Linked DNA regions of Homo sapiens: regions 2, 3, 4 and 5 are each linked to region 1. The links are chromatin contacts, found by Hi-C in ENCODE. All regions are on one chromosome and are shown on one strand. Each heading gives the region's core, a stretch centred on a gene start or an enhancer-like site at or near the end of the contact. The rest is flanking DNA. Distances are from core to core; before and after follow the strand shown. Region 1 holds the start of RNF103 (ring finger protein 103). Region 2 overlaps DNAH6 (dynein axonemal heavy chain 6). Region 3 holds the start of KCMF1 (potassium channel modulatory factor 1). Region 4 has its middle 14 kb from the start of TMSB10. Region 5 has its middle 24 kb from the start of KCMF1.

Evidence for each region. Hi-C counts contacts between places; a loop is a spot of excess contacts on that map. Pooled maps may share reads with other maps.
Region 2: a pooled map shows a loop between it and region 1 (7-fold over the local background). The contact joins the enhancer-like site here to the promoter of RNF103 in region 1. A Hi-C loop is called at or near these places in 2 of 37 single-sample maps with no recorded cell type and 2 of 50 pooled maps.
Region 3: a loop to region 1 is called in a map of ascending aorta, with 9 times the contacts of the local background. The contact joins the promoter of KCMF1 here to the promoter of RNF103 in region 1. A Hi-C loop is called at or near these places in 2 of 168 maps with a recorded cell type or tissue (ascending aorta and naive thymus-derived CD4-positive, alpha-beta T cell) and 11 of 50 pooled maps.
Region 4: a pooled map shows a loop between it and region 1 (5-fold over the local background). The contact joins the enhancer-like site here to the promoter of RNF103 in region 1. A Hi-C loop is called at or near these places in 3 of 37 single-sample maps with no recorded cell type and 2 of 50 pooled maps.
Region 5: a loop to region 1 is called in a pooled map, with 2.5 times the contacts of the local background. The contact joins the enhancer-like site here to the promoter of RNF103 in region 1. A Hi-C loop is called at or near these places in 2 of 37 single-sample maps with no recorded cell type and 2 of 50 pooled maps.

Annotation. Positions count from the first base shown.
Region 1 is chr2:86,622,066-86,625,586 of GRCh38, forward strand. It overlaps RNF103 (ring finger protein 103), which reads right to left and starts at 1,800. Exons shown (of 4, transcript NM_005667.4): 1 at 596-1,800. The coding sequence starts at 821. All of the region lies in intron 2 of RNF103-CHMP3 (RNF103-CHMP3 readthrough), which reads right to left. RefSeq lists silencers at 621-670, 851-930, 1,201-1,740, 1,821-1,990 and an enhancer at 1,701-1,995.
Region 2 is chr2:84,815,055-84,818,614 of GRCh38, forward strand. DNAH6 (dynein axonemal heavy chain 6) reads left to right here. Exons shown (of 77, transcript NM_001370.2): 76 at 807-1,029. Among named protein-coding and RNA genes, the nearest start is that of TRABD2A, 64 kb to the right of the region's middle. RefSeq lists an enhancer at 2,197-2,246 and a silencer at 2,397-2,546. Within about 2 kb of position 1,722, at least 2 of the 41 ENCODE cell types and tissues checked have a DNase peak (open chromatin) inside an H3K27ac peak, as active enhancers do.
Region 3 is chr2:84,969,251-84,972,827 of GRCh38, forward strand. KCMF1 (potassium channel modulatory factor 1) reads left to right here and starts at 1,911. Exons shown (of 7, transcript NM_020122.5): 1 at 1,911-2,217. The coding sequence starts at 2,202. RefSeq lists an enhancer at 838-917 and silencers at 1,416-1,665, 1,696-2,785.
Region 4 is chr2:84,918,277-84,921,800 of GRCh38, forward strand. No RefSeq gene overlaps it. Among named protein-coding and RNA genes, the nearest start is that of TMSB10, 14 kb to the left of the region's middle. RefSeq lists enhancers at 1,050-1,109, 1,089-2,288, 2,060-2,249 and a cis regulatory region at 1,601-2,189. Within about 2 kb of position 2,020, at least 30 of the 41 ENCODE cell types and tissues checked have a DNase peak (open chromatin) inside an H3K27ac peak, as active enhancers do.
Region 5 is chr2:84,944,912-84,948,594 of GRCh38, forward strand. No RefSeq gene overlaps it. Among named protein-coding and RNA genes, the nearest start is that of KCMF1, 24 kb to the right of the region's middle. RefSeq lists a silencer at 1,183-1,332 and an enhancer at 1,503-1,672. Within about 2 kb of position 1,405, at least 20 of the 41 ENCODE cell types and tissues checked have a DNase peak (open chromatin) inside an H3K27ac peak, as active enhancers do.

The DNA of each region.
Region 1 (3,521 bases), core at 550-3,049:
AACTCGAACATGGCAGGCATTTATACAAAATGCTCGCCTTATTTTCACCAAACTTAAAGTCTGAAAAGCTAATACTGTACGGTGTATACTGTCTATATTCAAACTCATGATTTAACATTTAAATCCTAGGCCCAAGTGCCTCTGATAGTAAGTATTCCAAAGATGTGTCCCCACTCTGGGTATCTTATTATTACTATCGTGACAAATATTGCTATTGACAGACAACGTTTTGGAGTTTTTCTTACGTTTTTATGAACTTCAACTGACAAATAATGCTTTCCAGTTTGTAACTAGTTGATATTCCAGAATTTTGAGAAAATCACTCAACTTAGTAAACAACGCTAAGAAGCCACACTTTAAACTGTCATTTTACGATAACCTTAAAAGGATACACCAACACTCCTCCAAATAATTTCAGACTCCTCCTCAAAGCTGGGATCCGCATACTTGATTGTAGGAAGCTTGGACGAAGAAACCTGGGCAGCTTTAACGCTTCCAGGAAAGGCCTCACTCTGGGGGAACAGCCAGGTACCAGGAGGTACAGGTCGTCCCCTCTCCCAGGTGGAGGGGACCCTAGGGGAAGCCCGATACTCGCCTGACTTTTCCACCAGCTCCCGGACATCCTTCTTCTCGGGCAACCCTGAGTAGCCCAACCCCCGGCACTCCAAAATGGTCTTCAGCTTCTTGAAGCTCAGCGCCACCGGATCCACCAGCTGGGTGGCAAAGATGCCAGTTTCATACCACACAATGGCCTCAAAAAACCTGGCCAGGACGAACAGGACCAGGAAATAGAGGAGCAAGAAAAAAAGCTTCAGCCACATCTTCCCTGGAGTTTCCTCTCTTTCCAGAGAGCTCGGAATACGGGAGAGAGAAGGGTCGAGGGCGGGGGCCGCGGCTCGGTGGCAGCTTGGGCGAGGGCCCCGTGTCCACGCGCGGGCCACCCGGCGCCGTCACTGGCCGGCCATCCCCGGCGGGGAAGCAGGTGACGGGATCCGCGCGGGCGCGAGGCGGCGACGAGGGACGCAGAGACGCAGAGCCTCGCGCCGGGCCTCCCAGTCAAGAGCCGACAAAAATAAAGGGGAAAAACTCAAAACCCCCATCCATTAAGCACAGAAAGGAGAGGGGCGCGGGGAGAGCTCGCGGGGAAGAACAAAACGAGGGACGCTTCCCCCGGGGCGGGCACTGACCCAGGTGGCGGGGTCGGCCCTCCGGTGCCGCGATCTCAAGGGGGAGGGGGAGACCAAAAAATAACTCAGATCCGCCCAGGAGGCGGGGATCCGGGCGGCAGGCCGGGGCCCGAGGGGCCGTGGGGGCCGGACTCCCGCGGCCGCGGGTCAGGAGGGCGCGGCGCTCGGCCGGGCCAGGCCCGGGGCCCAGCGTGTTCTGCGCGGGGAGGAGCGGCCGCCGCAACGCCGCGCCCGAAGCCCAGGCCCCAGGCCCCGCCGACCGCCCAGGCTCCGCGAGAAGAGCGGCGGGCACGGCGGCGGCTCCAGGTTCGCTCGGGCCGGCTGGCGGGCGGCGCCTCTCAGGCGGGCGGGCACTGCGGCCCGGCCCAGGATGGGGCGTCGCGGTCTCTGCAGATGGAATCGGTCTCGGAGGGAAAAAACCAATAATAGGCCCCGAGACTGCTCCTCCAGGCGGCTACCCGGCTGCCTCCCGGCCACTCAGCGCCCGTCCCGCTCGGATGGGCAGTGCCGGTCGCAGCACCCGTCCCCAACACCCCCGCCACCTCCGGAGACCGCGGCCGTACCCTCCACAACCGTGTATCAGCGGCGGCCGCGGCCGGAGCCGAGACATAACAACTGACGTCGCGATGAGGCGGGGCCGGGGCGGGGCCTGCAGGGTGCGCCCGCAGGGGCCGAGGGCGGGGAATTCGGGGAGCCGCGGGGCTACCGGACTACCGAACGAGGGGCGGGAGGAGAGGCGGAGCCGCAGCGTGGTCGGGGCCTTCCCGCGGTGCCGAAAGTTGCCTCTCCGTGCTTTTGCGGCGTGGTCTCCCCTTTTGCCCCTCCAATGTTTAGCAATTGATTTTGTCTGAGGATTAGTCTTTAGATTGTATCACTTTGTGTATTTTTTGTAAAAATAGAGCAGTTAATTATTCTCTTAAAATCGGTGAAAATAGAAATGTACGTTTTTTGATGAATCCTGGTGAACAGGGAAATTTTTGGCACAGTTGGTTTGAGATGGTAGAAGGTTAAACCCAGAAAGCAAATGTTTTGCCCCCTCTTCATGAGAATGTGGCTTTGCACATGTGTGTTGGAGGAGGTTTGGCCAAAACTGGAGTTCGCGTTATACTAGGCCCAGTTGTCGCTGCCAGTTACAGCCTTTTCCCTCCTTCAGTCTCAAGGGTGTTAAAAGCCTGGTGTGGACTCCCTGAGTTCCTAGGACAAAGATTGTCGAGTGTAGATAAGTCCAGGTGCAAAGTTCCGGGTGCTTTATTTTGTACATGGGCCTGGCACAGTGGCTCACGCCTGTAATCCCAGCACTTTGGGAGGCCGAGGCGGGCAGATCACGAGGTCAGGAGTTCGAGACCATCCTGGTTAACACGGTGAAACCCTGCCTCTATTAAAAATACAAAAAATTAGGCCGGCGTGGTGGTGGGCCCCTGTAGTCCCAGCTACTCGGGAGGCTAAGGCAGGAGAATGGCGTGAACCCGGGAGGCGGAGCTTGTAGGGAGCTGAGATCGCGCCACTGCACTCCATCCAGCCTGGGTGACATAGCAAGACTCCGTCTCAAAAAAAAAAAAAAAAAAAAAAAAAAAAAAAGAAAGAAAGAAAAGAAAAAAAAGAGTCACATGGACAAGCATGCGATACCTGGTTCTGTGCTTATAAATTTAACCGGGCCGAGCGTACTCTTTACGTCAATCTCTGTGTCAGTCTTGAGGGAGGAAGGAGTTGGGTTCATAAACTGAACAAGGTTGGCTTTGACCAGCCCCTTTTGATAAGGAAGGAAAAAAAAAACAGTAATTACGGGGAAATGTTACTATTTGTGCAAAACTGTCAACTATCTGAAACTAGGGGTGAAAGTTTTAGGAAGAAAGGGATCATGATCCCAGGTCATGGAGCAAGGGAGGAACGGGAAGCAAAGAATGGACTGTGAGAATGTAGCCTCCGAATGGTGCCCATTTAAAATAAAGTGAACAAGGGCATTTCAGTGCCGGGCTAGTGGGGGAGGAGTTGGAAGGGGATGGGCCCAGGGAGCATTGAGAATCAGAGGAGGAGGTGTAGGAATGTCCAGCCAGCAACTGGACACTGCCCCTGTGTCTTTAGCTTCCATGTGGCTTTGTTCTCGTGGCTGGCAGATCAGTGTGGGAGACTGTGTTAAACAACTGATTCTAACAAGCCTGGTTCTGAAATTTCAGAATTCTTGGGCATGTCTTGGTGACCCTTTGATGATATTGTCCAAACCTTGACACTGAAGGTGATGTCCCTCACCTCAAAGGAATGTATGTACTCGCTAGTGAGGAGAGACTGACCCAATCTCAAAAATACAGAATAGGCATGGGCAGGGAAAGTTGGTGT
Region 2 (3,560 bases), core at 472-2,971, 1.8 Mb before region 1:
TGATGCCCAGTTGGTGGACACCCAGTAGGTAGCAGGATAGTTTTCAGGCAAACCTGCATAAACATATGTGCAGCCCAAAAACAGGAAGTCCCATCCTGCTGCACCCAAGAAACAGAAAGGTTAGGACACCAAAAAGCAAAGACCAGCTAAAAAGAATTTAGTTTACCATCCTTTTATTCACTATAAAATGCACTACATATTATCCAAACAGCTTAGTCCTCTGCCTGCAGACGTGAGGCTCCAATTATCCAAAGACCTCGGGCCAGAAATGGCCAAATCCACTCAGGGTTTGAGGAAGGATGACTCAGATGCCCACAATTGGAAAAAAAAAAAAAAAAGTGTGCACCGGTGGAGACATCCAATCACATCACAGGAATCTGATGGGCAGGGTCTCTCCCTCTCCCTCTTTCTTATTTAATACAAACATTTAAAAGTAAGCATAATTTTTAAAAAAGAGAGAAAGAACAAAAAGGAATTGTCCATGGGCACTCTGCAAATATTATTGCAGATATATAATCTGTCTTCTAGGAGGGCATCCAAATCCTTGAAAAACCTTGCTAAGAATAACAGACGATGATCTCAGTACTCCTCCACCTCCCATGAAAAGGGGAAAAGTCATCACATTATTATTACATTTTTTTGCCTCTCAGAGCCTCAGGATTGACCTCTCTAAAATGTGAATAATAACAGCAATGTATAGAGTGTTTTTTAGAATTACCTGGTGAGGATGTGGGACATAGGAAGTGGCTCACACCTGCTGATCCCTTTTCCCCCATCTCACTTTGAGACTTGTGGGTATCTTTCAGTTGCCCTCTCCTGAGGATGGTGTTCTTGTTCATGGGATGTTCATGGATGCTTCTCGATGGGATGATAAGGAGATGGTGATAGAAGATGCATTGCCCGGACAGATGAATCCAGTGCTGCCTGTGGTGCATTTTGAACCACAACAAAACTATAAGCCAAGCCCAACACTTTACCACTGCCCACTTTATAAAACAGGAGCCCGGGCAGGAACACTCTCAACCACAGGTGAGGATGTTCTTAAGATTAGTTCAAATAATGACCAAATGCAATCTTCAATCAAAGTCCAAACACTAAGCTGTGATTGGCTCAAGATCTCCCTTGGGCCAATAAACTAGACTTAAAATGAAGCCACCTATAACATACAAAATTCGTAAATGTAATTATAAATTCTATTTGTTCTGAGTATAGATTAATATTATAGAATTAATTCTTGCTTCTATTAGAATCCAAGGAGTAGAAAATAGAGTTTAACAAGTAGAGACTTCCACTTTCAAAATGGCGGCCTGAATAGACACGAAAATCTCTTTTTTCTCACTAAATCCATTTTTACTCATCATAAAAGAAATTTTAAAATAAATGAATAGGCCGGGAAAGGTGGCTCACCCCTTTAATCCCAGCACTTTGGGAGACCGAAGCAGATGAATCACCTGAGGTCAGGAGTTCAAGACTAGCCTGACCAACATAGTGAAACCCTGTCTCTACTAAATACAAAAAATTAGCCAGGCATGGTGGCGGGTGCCAGTATTCCCAACTACTTGGGAGGCTGAGGCAGGAGAATCACTTGAACCTGGGAGGCGGAGGTTGCAGTGAGCCAACATTGGGCCACTGCACTCCAGCCTAGGTAACAAGAGCGAAAACTCCATCATAAATAAGTAAATAAACAAATGAATAAATGGACAGCCCTGATGCAAAACTCTGAGTGCATCTGAAACTGAGATACAGCCCTGAAAAAAGAAACCAGACAGAAAGAAAGCCACCTCAACAGATACACCAAGGGACAGCTGAAGAATGAGAAGAGAGAATGAACTGGGAAAATCGCCTTGAATACAGCACAGTGAGAGGGGAAAGAAGTGACCCTGTGGAAGGAGCCAGAAATTGCAACATTTTTCTTGTTTTCTAGGTAACCTGAAAGGAGAAAATAAAGAATGGAGGAGAGAGAATGTTTGAAAAAATAATGGCTGGTAATTTCCCAAAACTAAAGAAACACTTGAATCATTAGATTGTGAGGTCTCACAAAGTGGAAGGAATGATTTTTAGCAACCTACAAGTAATCAAATCTTCAAAGAAACCTAGATATACCAAAGTGATACTTAAGACTGTCAGAGACCAAAAAAAAAAAATGCTCAAAATAACCAAAGAGAAGAGACAATGTATAATATATGCTGGAACTGAAATCCCAGAGAATGAGAATCAGATTGATATCAGTCAACTCCCATTATCCACCGTGCATATAAAAAGATAATGGAGAATCACCTTCAAAGGGTTGAGGGAAAATACCTTTGAACCAGAATTCAAAACACAACCAAACCATCTTTCAAAAGGGAAGTGAATAAAGACAGTTTTGAACATACAGAGGCGCTAAATTAATCATCACTGACCTTCTATTTTGAAAACAATCCAGCTGTCTAGCCAGGTGTGGTATCATGTGTCTGTAGTCCCAGCTACTCAGGAGGCTAAGGTGGGAGGATCACTTGAGCCCAAGAGTTCAACACCAGCCTGGGCAACATAGTGAAACCCCCATCTCAATTAAAAAAAAAAAATCCAACTGTCTTTGTTTGTGTTTGTGTTGCTATAAAGGAATACCTGAGGCTGAGTAACTTTAAAGAAAAGTTTATTTGGCTCATGGTTCTGCAGGCTGGTGCCAGCATCTGCTTCTGGTGAGAGCCTCAGGATGCTTCCACTCATAGCAGAAGACAAAAGGGAGCTGGTGTTTAGAGGTCCCATGGCAAGAGAGGAAGTAGGCAAGATGGGAGGGAGGCGCCAGACTCTTTAACAAGCAGCTCTCGCAAGAACTAATAAAGTGACAGCTCACCCCCCATTCCAAGGAGTATTAATCTACTCATCAGGGATCTGACCCCCATCAGCCAAACACCTTCCATTAAGCCCCATCTCCAACATTGGGGATCAAATTTCAACATGAGATTTGGAGGGATCAAACATCCAAACTATAGAAGCCTGGCATAAAGAATTCTTACAAATCAGTAAGGAGAGGGGACCAACAAACTAACATTATCTGAAACTGTGACAGAAACCCCATCTTGTACAAGGATCAAAAGAAACTCTTTTTCAGCTATTTAAAAGAGGGGTAGTCCTATGTAGTAGTCATCAATGGCCACTAATATCCCAAAAAAGAAAGACAATCAGACATAATGTGCTTCCTGATAGAAGTACCTACTACCTAAGAATTATTCTTGCCATAAAACTCAAACCTGCCAGCCTGGGCAAGATGACGAGACCCCGTCTCTACAAAAAATACAAAAATTAGCAAGGTGTGGTGCACACGCCTGTAGTCCCAGCCGCTTGGGAGACTGAGGCAGGAGGATCGCTTGAGTCCAGTTCAAGTCTGCAGTTAGCCATAATCAAACCACTGCACTCCAGCCTGGGCAAAAGAATGAGACCCTATCTCAAAAAAAAAAAAAAAAAAAAAAAAAAAAAGGGAAAAAAAACCTCAAACCTGAATGTAGTCACGCCTCTAGATCTAACCACCCCTTACAGGAAGAGAGGAATATATTTAAAATCACCACAGCAGTGCTGTC
Region 3 (3,577 bases), core at 661-3,160, 1.7 Mb before region 1:
CCACCATTTTATCAGACTACAGCACTGATAATGCCTTAATCTCTATACAATTTATTTATAGACATCACTTACCCATCAGGAGACAATGGGATCAGCGTTGTTCTCCCCATTTTTACAGCCCAAGAAATTGAGGCTCCTGATACCCAGGATCACATATGCCAACACCGTAAAATGCTCAGAAAGGCATCGACACAGAGCTTTACTTAATACCCTTCTTTCTACTCCACCACACCCCATTTACGGCCAGGTTGGATCTCTTTCTACAAGAGAAATGGAATAAATTTGTGCAGGAGCTCCATACAGGCAATAAAAATATCTCTGGTGACAAAGTCCTCATTTAAACTCCAGTTTGTTTATCACTAGTTACTACCAAATACAGTCCCTTGGGAGTTCTGAGTGACCCAAAACCTACTTCCTGGACTTCAAGATGAGCTTTTAGTTTCTTTGAAATCAGGAAGTGTCTTAAAACCAGATTCAATGAAATACGGTAACAATCTTTTTACTGTGTCCTGTGCTAGGTATTTTATATGCATTTTAGCACTTAACCTCCAAACCTCTTATTATTAAACCTCTGTTGTTACGTCCATTTTAAAGATAGAAAAGTCAGGGCACAGAGAGGTTTAGAGATCACACAGCCAGCAAATGGTGGACAGTATAAGAGTAACCTCAAAGCAAGCAGTACCCCAGATTCCAATTTCAGTTGACTTAGCCTGGTAACAGTTCAATTTTATGCAAAACCCACAACTTCAAATGGAAAAAGATAAATTAAAACAACCACAAAAACCAGACAAATGGAGGCTCAGCAGGCCTTGTAGCTCATCCACGGTTACACAGAGGATCTCAGAGCCAAAATTCCATGGCCGATCCGTCTTGACTTCAAAGCGCGATCTATTTCCACCAAACCACGGAACCATCGACACGTGGTAAGGGGCAGTACAAAGATTTGTTGAATTAATAATGCCTGAAAACAAATTGACAATAAGAAGGTAAAAATGGAAAACACAGATAAAATCGGAAAAGCAGACCACTTTCAGGAAACAAAAAACTCCAAATTTTCAAGGCAGGGCATTCACGGTGAGCCAAGGCGCTGGGACAAAGTTTGCGCGGGTACCGCCGGACTCCCGGGCTGCCCGGCGCGGAGTCTTTAACGGAGATGGTTCGCAAGGAATCGGCCTCGGAGCCCGGCAGCCTCCTGGCTTCCCTCCTGACCACCAGTAACCCGGCCGGGAAACACTGGCGAAGACCGGGGGCCAGTCGCCTTCCCTTTCTGGGCTGTTGGCTTAAAATACACACAAACACAAGTCCCCAGGCGGTCCGCGGCCTCTCAGTGGGGCTGGAGCTCGCTGCCCGAGGCCCGCCCGGAAGCCATGCACCTGCGGACAGGAGTCTCTCCGAGTCGCAGCTCGCCGCCGAGAAGCACCCACCTCCCGCGGCCGGCGCAGCCCAAGGCCCTGGCCCCTATAGCCCGGCCTAGGCCCGCCCCAGGCGGGGCTAGGGGCGGCGTGGCGGGCGGGCGCCCCTCGGGCCGCGCCGGTGAGCAGCGGGAGCCGGCGCCGGGCATTTCCTCTTCCTCCCTACGCGCGGCGCGGCGGCGGCGGCGGCGGCCAGGCCGAGGCTGGGCACGGGCGCCCGATCGCGGCCTGCTGGCTAGCGCGGGCAAGCGCCGCGCCCCGAGCCGCCGTCGCCGCGTCGCCCCCGTCGCGACCGCCGGCCGCGGGGCCTCCGGGCGGCTGGGCCCGGCGAGGGCAGCGAGAGGCGGGGCTGGCGTGCGGGCGGCGGAAGGAGGCGGAGGAGGAGGAAGAGGAGGAGGAGGAGGCGGCGGCCGGGAGCCGGGGGAGAGGGGCGGGGGGTGGGCCGGGGGAGGGGAGGAGCGGGATTTGCGGAGCGCCGCGCCGCTGCCGGGAGCCGGCAGGCCCGAGAGTGACCGGAGTCACGGCGGGCGCCGGCGGAGCTGCGGCGTCGGACCCGCCTCCTGGAGGAGCTCAGCCCCGACCAGGCCCGGCCCCATTCCCGCCCCGCGCCGCCTCCCCGCCGCCGCCGCCGCCGCCGCCGCGGGAGCGCTCCCCTGCCCACCCCGCCCCCGCGGCCGAGCCCGGGAGTCGAGTGGGAGTCGGCCGGCCGGCGCGGGCAGCGCCGGGACCCCGCGGGGGACACTGCAGCCGGAGCCCGGGAGGGGCCGCGCCGCCACCGTCTGAACTAGGATGTCCCGACATGAAGGTGAGAGGAGCCCCCGCCCCCACCCGCACCTCCCGGGCCTCGGCCTACCCCGCCCGGGCCGGGCGCGGCGGAGGGCGGCCGGGAAGCGGCGGAGACTTTGGCCGAGCCCGAGCCGGGCCCGAGGCGCTGGACCCGGGAGCGAGCGAGCGAGGGCGGAGAGCCGCGGCGCCGCTGCCGCCACGGCCGCGGCCCTTAGCTGGGCCTGGTGCTGGAGGCGGGGCGGCCCGGGCGGCCGGAGGGTTTGCACTGTCATGGGGCGGAGGGGGAGGGGAGGCGGCGGGGCCCGTTACCGGCGGGAGCTCGGCCTTCGGGACTGATACCGGACGCCAAGGCCCGCCCGGCCGGTTCAGGAGCCGCGGGCCCCAGCGCGGCCTAGCGCTCCCGCCGCCCCGGAAGAGCCCGGTGTGGTCGCAGAGCCGGGCCGCGGGCGGCAGCAGGAGGCAAAAGAGCCGGCCCGGGACCCGGCAGGCGCGTCCGGTCGCCGGGAGACGACGGCGAGTGTCCCCGCCTGCGGGCGACCGCGGGGCTGGCGGGAAGGCTCTGCGGCCAAGGGACGGGAAGCCCTCGCCGCCTGGAGCCCGCCCCGGCCTCGCGGCTAGGCCTCGGCGCGTCCCTGGGCTCGGGTAACCAAGTTCCCGGGGTGGATCCGACCCCGCCGCAGCAAGCAAACTCCCTGCTCAGTCACCCAGGCGGAGCAGGGCTCGCTCCCCGCGGCCCTGGTGCCCTCGCCGGCATGTGCTGCCTACCAGACCAGGTTTTGGAAAATGACGATGGTGAGGTCTGTTCATGGTCGGGGGTCGTTTTGGACCTTGTTTTGCCATTTTAAAACACGATTGGAGTACAGTTGCAAATAAGCAGACAGCTCTAAGCCCAGTCCCAGGGCACAAAGAGACAAATGTTTAGGGTCGATGTATAGGCTTTGAGCTGGTAAGAAATAAGTTAACTTTAATTTATTGCCATATGGTTTAGAAAAGGAGGAGGGGGTTGTGTTTTCTTTGTTTCACTACTACAGGTTTTTGGATAAAAAGTGTTAAGAGTCTTGGCGAAAAGTTTGTCCTGCTAAGGTTAATACAAGATTGTAGAAGTGGCTTGAAAGTTTGTGTACTCCGGATTTTAAAATCCTGTATAGGTGATGTAGGAGTGGAGAAAGTTTAGTGAGTCAGTTTAGTGTGTGCTTAGCACTATGGGAAGGATATTCTTTGGGAAATACGGACCTTAGAATTTCAAGGCTGAAAAACTCAGATTGATTAAAATTGTATTTAGAACAAGTTTCAAAATTCGCATTACTAATTGCGACGTTGAAATTGACTCAACATTCTGTGTTCAACGATTCTGTATTTTAAAAGTTACAAAACTAATA
Region 4 (3,524 bases), core at 770-3,269, 1.7 Mb before region 1:
AGCAGTTCTTCCATATTATAGTCGTAAGATAGAAGTCCTTCTTCTCAGAGAAACTGCAGTTTTTTCTCTGAAGACCTTAAACTGATTGGATGAGGTTCACCCACAAAGACTATCTCCTTTTCTTCAAGTCAACTAATTGAACATGTTAATTACATCTACAAAATGCCTTCACAACAATATCTAGACAGTGTTTGACCAAATAGCTGACACCATAGCCAAGTTCACACATAAAATTAACCATCACACTGTTTGAGGTTTTTTTTTTTTTTTTCCATTTCATCTGCACAGGCACCTGGCTTCTAGCAGACATTTTCTCCTTGGATCTGGGCACCAGTACATCCCATGCCAGGCCTGGCCCACCACAAGGACCACTGAATGCAGAAGCCCAGCTCCCACTCCCACCCAGGGCCACGAAATGACACTAGGGATGGAAACTGATGTAGGATGGTGCAGCAGAAAGCATTAAGGTGACTGGGATCTCAGAGTTGCTATACCAGGCGTGGACTACTCCTTCCAGACATCTTTAATCTTTATCAGGAAGATGAATAAGCTTCTATTATGATATATAAGTCACTGGGTTTTTGTTTGTTTTTGTTTTCTTTTTTTGTTTTGTTTTGTTTTTGTTTTGAGACGGAGTCTCTCTGTCACCCAGATTAGAGTGCAATGGTACCATCTCAGCTCACTGCAACCTCCCCCTCCTGGGTTCAAGCGATTCTCCCACCTCAGATTCCAAAGTAGCTGGGATTACAGGCACCTGCCATCATGCCCAGCTAATTTCTGTATTTTTGTAGAGATGGGGTTTCACCATGTTGGCCAGGCTGGTCTTGAACTCCTGACCTGAGGTGATCCGCCTGCCTCAGCCTCCCAAGGTGCTGGGATTACAAGCGTGAGCCACCACGCCTGGTCGTGTTTTTGTTTCCTGAGACAGAGTCTCACTCTGTCACCCAGGCTGGAGTGCAGTGGTGCCATCTCGACTCACTGCAACCTCCGCCTCCCAGGTTCAAGTAATTCTCCTGCATCAGCCTCCGGAGTAGCTGGGACTACAGGTACTGCGCCACTATGCCCGGCTAATTTTTGTATTTTTAGTAGAGATGGGGTTTCACCATGTTGGCCAGCCTGGTCTCAAACTCCTGACCTCAGGTAATCCATCCGCCTTGGCCTCCCAAAGTGCTGAGATTACAGGCGTGGGCCACCATGCCTGGCCAGACAGTCCAATATTTTTAAATCAGCCATAAATCTATGCACCGAATAATGTCTCTCTCTCTCTCTCTGACACATACACACATACACACATGCGCACGCGTGCACACCCACACATTGTTACCACTTAGAAGAGTGCCAGGCCCAGATGGTTTCACAGACGATTGCTTTCAAAGCTGCAAGAAAGCAATAACTTCAATACCTCAAAATTTGTTTCAGTAGTTAGAAAAGGACATATGCTTCCTGTGATGGTTAATTTTAGCTGTCAACTTGACTTGATTAAGTAATACACTAGTCTCCCCTTATCCATGGAGGGTATGTTCCAAGATCCCCAGTGGATGCCTGAAGCCACACATGTACCGAACCCTGTACACACCTATGATAACGTTTAATTTATAAATTAGGCACAGTAAGAGATTAACAACTAATAATAAAATAGAACAATTAAACAGTTGAACACAAGCACTGTGATGCTGTGACAGTCACTCGTAACTGAGATGGCTGCTAAGAGACTAGCTAACGGGTGAGTAGTGTATACAACGTGGAAACACTGGACAAAGGGATGAGTCACATCCTGGGAGGGACAGAGTGGAATGCCATGAGATTTCATCATGTTACACAGAACGATGAGCCATTTAAAACTTACGGATTGTTTATTTCTGGAATTTTTAATTTAATATTTTCAGACCAAGGTTGACCAGGAGTAACTAAAACTACAGAAAGCAAAACTGAATAAAGTGGGGAGTCGAGAACCTAGAGAGCTGGTAAAGCATTCTTTCTAGGTGTGTCTGTGAGGGTGTTTTCACAGGAGATTGGCATGTGAGTGGGTGGGCTGACTGAGGAAGATCTGCCCTCAGTGTGGGCGGACAACATCCAATTGGCTGTGGGCCCAGATAGAACCAAAAGGCAGAGAAAAGGCAAATTCTTTTTTTCTCTCTCCTGAAGCTGGGCCATCCTTCTTCTTCTGACCTTGGACATCAGAACTGCAGGCTCCCTGGCCTTTGGACTCTGGGTCTTACATTAGCAGCCCCCAGGTTCTTGGCCTTTGGCCTTGGACTGAGAATTACACTATCAGCTGCCCTGGTTCTGAGACTTTAGGACTTGAACTGAGCCCCACTGTGGTATTCCACGGTCTCCAGCTTACAGACAGTCTGTCGTGGGACTTTTCACCTCCCTAATCTCATGAGCCAATTCCCCTAATAAATCCCCTCTCATATATCTATATACAGTCGCCCCTCATATCTATGGGAGATGGGTTCCAGGTTATGTTGCCCAGGCTGGCCTTGAACTCTTGGGCTCAAGCTATCCTCCCATCTCAGCTTCCCAAGTAGCTAGGACTATCATATTCTTTTTTTTTTTTTTTTTTTGAGACGGAGTCTCGCTCTGTCACCCAGGCTGGAGTGCAGTGGTGCGATCTCGGCTCACTGCAAGCTCTGCCTCCCGGGTTCATGCCATTCTCCTGCCTCAGCCTCCTGAGTAGCTGGGACTACAGGCGCCCACCACCACACCCAGCTAATTTTTTTTTTTTTTGTATTTTTAGTAGAGACGGGGTTTCACCATGTTAGCCAGGATGGTCTCGATCTCCTGACCTCGTGATCTGACCGCCTCGGCCTCCCAAAGTGCTGGGATTACAGGCATGCGCCACTGTGCCCGGCCCATATTCTTTTTTTTTTTTTTTTTTTTTGGAGACAGAGTCTTTTTCTGTCGCCCAGGCTGGAGTGTAATGACATGATCTCAGCTCACTGCAATCTCTGCCTCCTAGTTTCAAGCGATTCTCCTGCCTCAGCCTCCCAGGTAGCTGGGATTACAGGTGCCCGCCACCATGCCTGGCTAATTTTTTGTATTTTTAGGAGACACGGGGTTTCACCACGTTGGTCAGGCTGGTCTCAAACTCCTGACCTCAGGTGATCCACCCGCCTCGGCCTCCCAGAGTGCTGGGATTACAGGCATGAGCCACCGTGCGCGGCCAAACTATATTCTTAAACACATTTTGTTCTGGCTTATTGCTGCATATCAAATAACTCCAAGACTTAGCGTCTTAAAACAATCACTATTTTGTTATATATCCTGTAGGACAGGAATTCTTATCTCCCTGCAGATAGCAAAATCCAGAGATGGTCAAATCCCTGCTATAAAATGGCATAGTATTTGCATATAACCTATGCACATCCTCCAGTACACTTTAAATCATCTCGAGATTATTTATAATATCAATGTAAAGGCTATGCAAATAGTTGTTAAACAGTATTGTTTAGGAAATAATGACAAGGAAAACAAAGTCTATACATGTTCAGTATAAAAGCTTTTTTCCCAGATATTTTCAA
Region 5 (3,683 bases), core at 155-2,654, 1.7 Mb before region 1:
CGACATCTGAAATCAGGGCAGTCTTGCGGGATGGAGCTCTTTGGTGGCATTGACACTAATTCTAGGTAGATAATGTCAGAATGGAATTGATTTGTTGGATACCCAATTGGTATCTGGAGAGTTGAATAACTGGTCAGTATAAGAAAAAACTCACACATTTGGTGGCAGAAGTATTGTGAATAAAAACAGTTCAGAGCTCCCCTACTCCCAAACCAGAAAACCTGGAGTCATCTTCGATGCCACCCTCTCACCACCCACCCTCTGCACTATCCCTGCCAATCACTTGCCAAGTTACCCTGATTCCACCTCCAAATACCTCTCTCATCTCCCGTCTTCACTTTTCATTCATCATTTACTCATTCAATCACAAATATTTGCTCTTATCTTCTCTGTGCCAGGCTTTGTGATAGGCATTGGAGTCAGAAGAATGAATGAGACCTGGTAGGAAAATCACAATCTAGTGGTAAAACAAAAACCAGAACACAATCATAAAGCAATGGGATTCACACTCAGAAATGCATAGAGCTGCTGGGCGTGGTGGCTCATGCCTGTAATCCCATCACTTTGGGAGGCCGAGGTGGGCGGATCATGAGGTCAGGGGTTCGAGACCAGCCTGACCAACATGGTGAAACCCTGTCTCTACTAAAAATACAAAATTAGCTGGGCGTGGTGGCACATGCCTGTAATCCTGGCTACTCAGGAGGCTAAAGCAGGAGAATCACTTGAACCTGGGAGGCAGAGATTGCAGCAAGCCGAGATCGCACTACTGCACTCCAGCTTGGATGACACAGTGAGACTCTGTCTCAAAAAAAAAAAAAAAAAAAAGAAAAGAAAAGAAAAGAAATGCACAGAGCATCATAGAGTCCAGGGCAGGGGTCCCTGACCAAGCTCGGGAATGGTGGGGGATGGGGTGGGGACATCAGTGGAGTTTTTTGGGGTTTTTTGTTTTGCTTTGTTTGAGACAGGGTCTTGCTCCGTCACCCAGGCTGGAGTGCAGTGGTGTGATCATAGTTCACTGCAACCTTGAACTCCTGGGCTCAAGGGATCCCCCGGCCTCAGCCTCCTGAGTAGCTGGGATTACAGGCATGAGCCACCACACCCAGTCAATAGACTTTTCTTGATGTGGGTGACACCCAAGCTTTAAGTTTGAAGACTAAAGGAGAGCTGGCACACCAACAGTATACGAGGGGAGGGGAGGGGAGAGGGGAGGGGAGAGGAGGGGAGAGGGGAGGTGAGAGGGGAAGGGAGGGGAGGGAGGAGGGGAGGGGAGGGGAGGGGAGAGGACACAGCAGGCTGGTAGGGCAGCTTTGAATATGGCTCAGAGGCGAGGCGAGCAAGGTCTGAATCACTTCTGCTCCAAGTCCAGGCCCACATTACTTCTTATACGGACAAGAGGCCAGTAACTGCTCTACCCACACATTCTCCTCCCCTACCATCAGAAAAATCTCCCTAAAGCTCAAATTTGACTTCCTGTCTCCCCTGCTTGCTACCCTCTGCTGGTTCCCCTTTCTGATCTGTGGTGTCTCAGCTCCACCTCTGTTCATAAACTTCATATGGTGCCTTCAAAAGTATTTCCGTCTCTGGACCTTCATCCCTGCACTACTGTCTGCCTGGAATTTCCTGCCCTGCCTTGGTTGATGAGGTGGACTCCTATTCATACTTCAGAGTGACTCAGATGTGACTTGTTCCACAAAGTCCCCACCCACTTGCACTCACCTCCGTGGTGCACGTATTCCAGGGCCGTGAGCTTCACCTCTCTGCACGTCTCCCTCCTGCTACAGCTGTGAGGGTGCAGACCTCCTCTGCTGGCACCAGGGCCCGGCCTGCAGTGGGCCTTTGGCAAATGAGGAACTAGGGCTACCGGTAGGTGAAAATGCAGCTAATGCCCAGGAAGCTAGAAGCTGTTGGAACATTTCTGAGACCCTTTAGACCTGGAAATAGCTCTATGTTAGAGGGTTGCTGATAGAGAAGGCTGGAAGTGAGGTCCCTCTGTCCCCAGCTCGCCTCAGACCCTGGTTCCAGATACAGTTGCATGTGTTTCCAACCAAGACTCTGACCTGGCTCCTCAACCAAACCTCCCCTGCGTCCATGGATCTATCTGAACTCCCATTTATAATCGTAAGAGGCTGTGGGTTAGAGGCGCTGTGCTAATGATGGCTGTATGGTTATTATGATTGTGAAGTTGTTATATTTTACATAGAATACAAGTTTATGTACATTACGATTAAGACTAGTAAAGCTCTTTGGAACTTTAAAAACAAATCCCAGTCAGGCGTGATGGCTCACGCCTGTAATCCTAGCTCTTTGGGAGTCCAAGGCAGGAGGACTGGTTAAGCCCAATTCTCCAGGAGTTTGAGACCAGCCTGGGCAACATAGTAGGACCCCATCTCTACAAAAAAATAAAAATCAAAAAATTAGCCAGACGTGGTGGCATGCACCTTTAGTCCCAGCTACTCGGGAGGCTGAGGCAGGAGGACTGTTTGAGCCCAGGAGGTGGAACCTACGGTGAGCCATGATCTCACCACTGCACTCCAGCCTGGGCAACAGAGTGAGACCCTGTCTCAAAAAAACGAAACAAAACAAATCTCAATTCAATTACATTTAATTATTTCAAAAACCAAGCTCTCTCATTGTACAACATTCAAACAATAACGTAAGAAAAAGTGCCTATGGGTCCCAAATTGGTGTGACTCCTGTGTCCTGTCAGCCTATAGAAACACAAGTGTCTGTGTGTGTAACTTTGACCCCTTCTCCTCCCCCTCCAAAAAATGTACATGCATATATATATATATACTTTTTGTTTTGTTTTTGTTGTTTTTTGTTTTTGATATTAGTAGAGACAAGGTCTCACTATGTTGCCCAGGCTGGTCACAAACTCCTGGGCTCATGCGATCCTCTCACCTTGGCCTCACAAAGTACCGGGGTTATAGGCGTGAGCCACCATGCTCAGCCTATACATTCTTATTCTTTTTTTTCTTTCTTTTTTTTTTTTTTTTTGAGACAGAGTCTTGCTCTGTCACCCAGGCTGGAGATCAGGCCATTGCCTGATCTCGGCTCACTGCAACCTCCACCTCCTGGGTTCAAGCGATTCTCCTGCCTCGGCCTCTCGAGTAGCTGGGATTACAGGCATGTACCACCACACCAAGCTAATTTTGTATTTTTAGTAGAGACGGGGTTTCACCATGTTGGTCAGGCTGGTCTTGAACTCCTGACCTCAGGTGATCCACCCACCTCAGCCTCCCAAAGTGTTAGGGTTACAGGCGTGAGCCACCATGCCCAGCTATATATATATTTTTTGTTTGGTTGGTTTTGTTTTGTTTTGTTTTTTGAGGCAGAGTCTCGCTCTGTCACCCAGGCTGAAGTGAAGTGGCACGATCTCGGCTCACTGCAACCTCCGCCTCCCAGGTTCAAGCGATTCTCCTGCCTCAGCCTCTCGAGTAGCTGGGATTACAGAAGCGCACCACCACGGCTGGCTAATTTTTTGGTATTTTTTAGTAGAGACAGGTTTTCACCATGTTGGTCAGGCTGGTCTTGAACCCCTGACCTCAAGTGATCCGCCCGCTTCAGCCTCCCAAAGTGCTGGGATTACAGGCGTGAGCCACCACACCTGGCCTTATATTCTTTTTAAAAAAAAAAAAAAACAAAACAAAAACAAAAAGAAAAAAAACACCTGATGGGGTCAG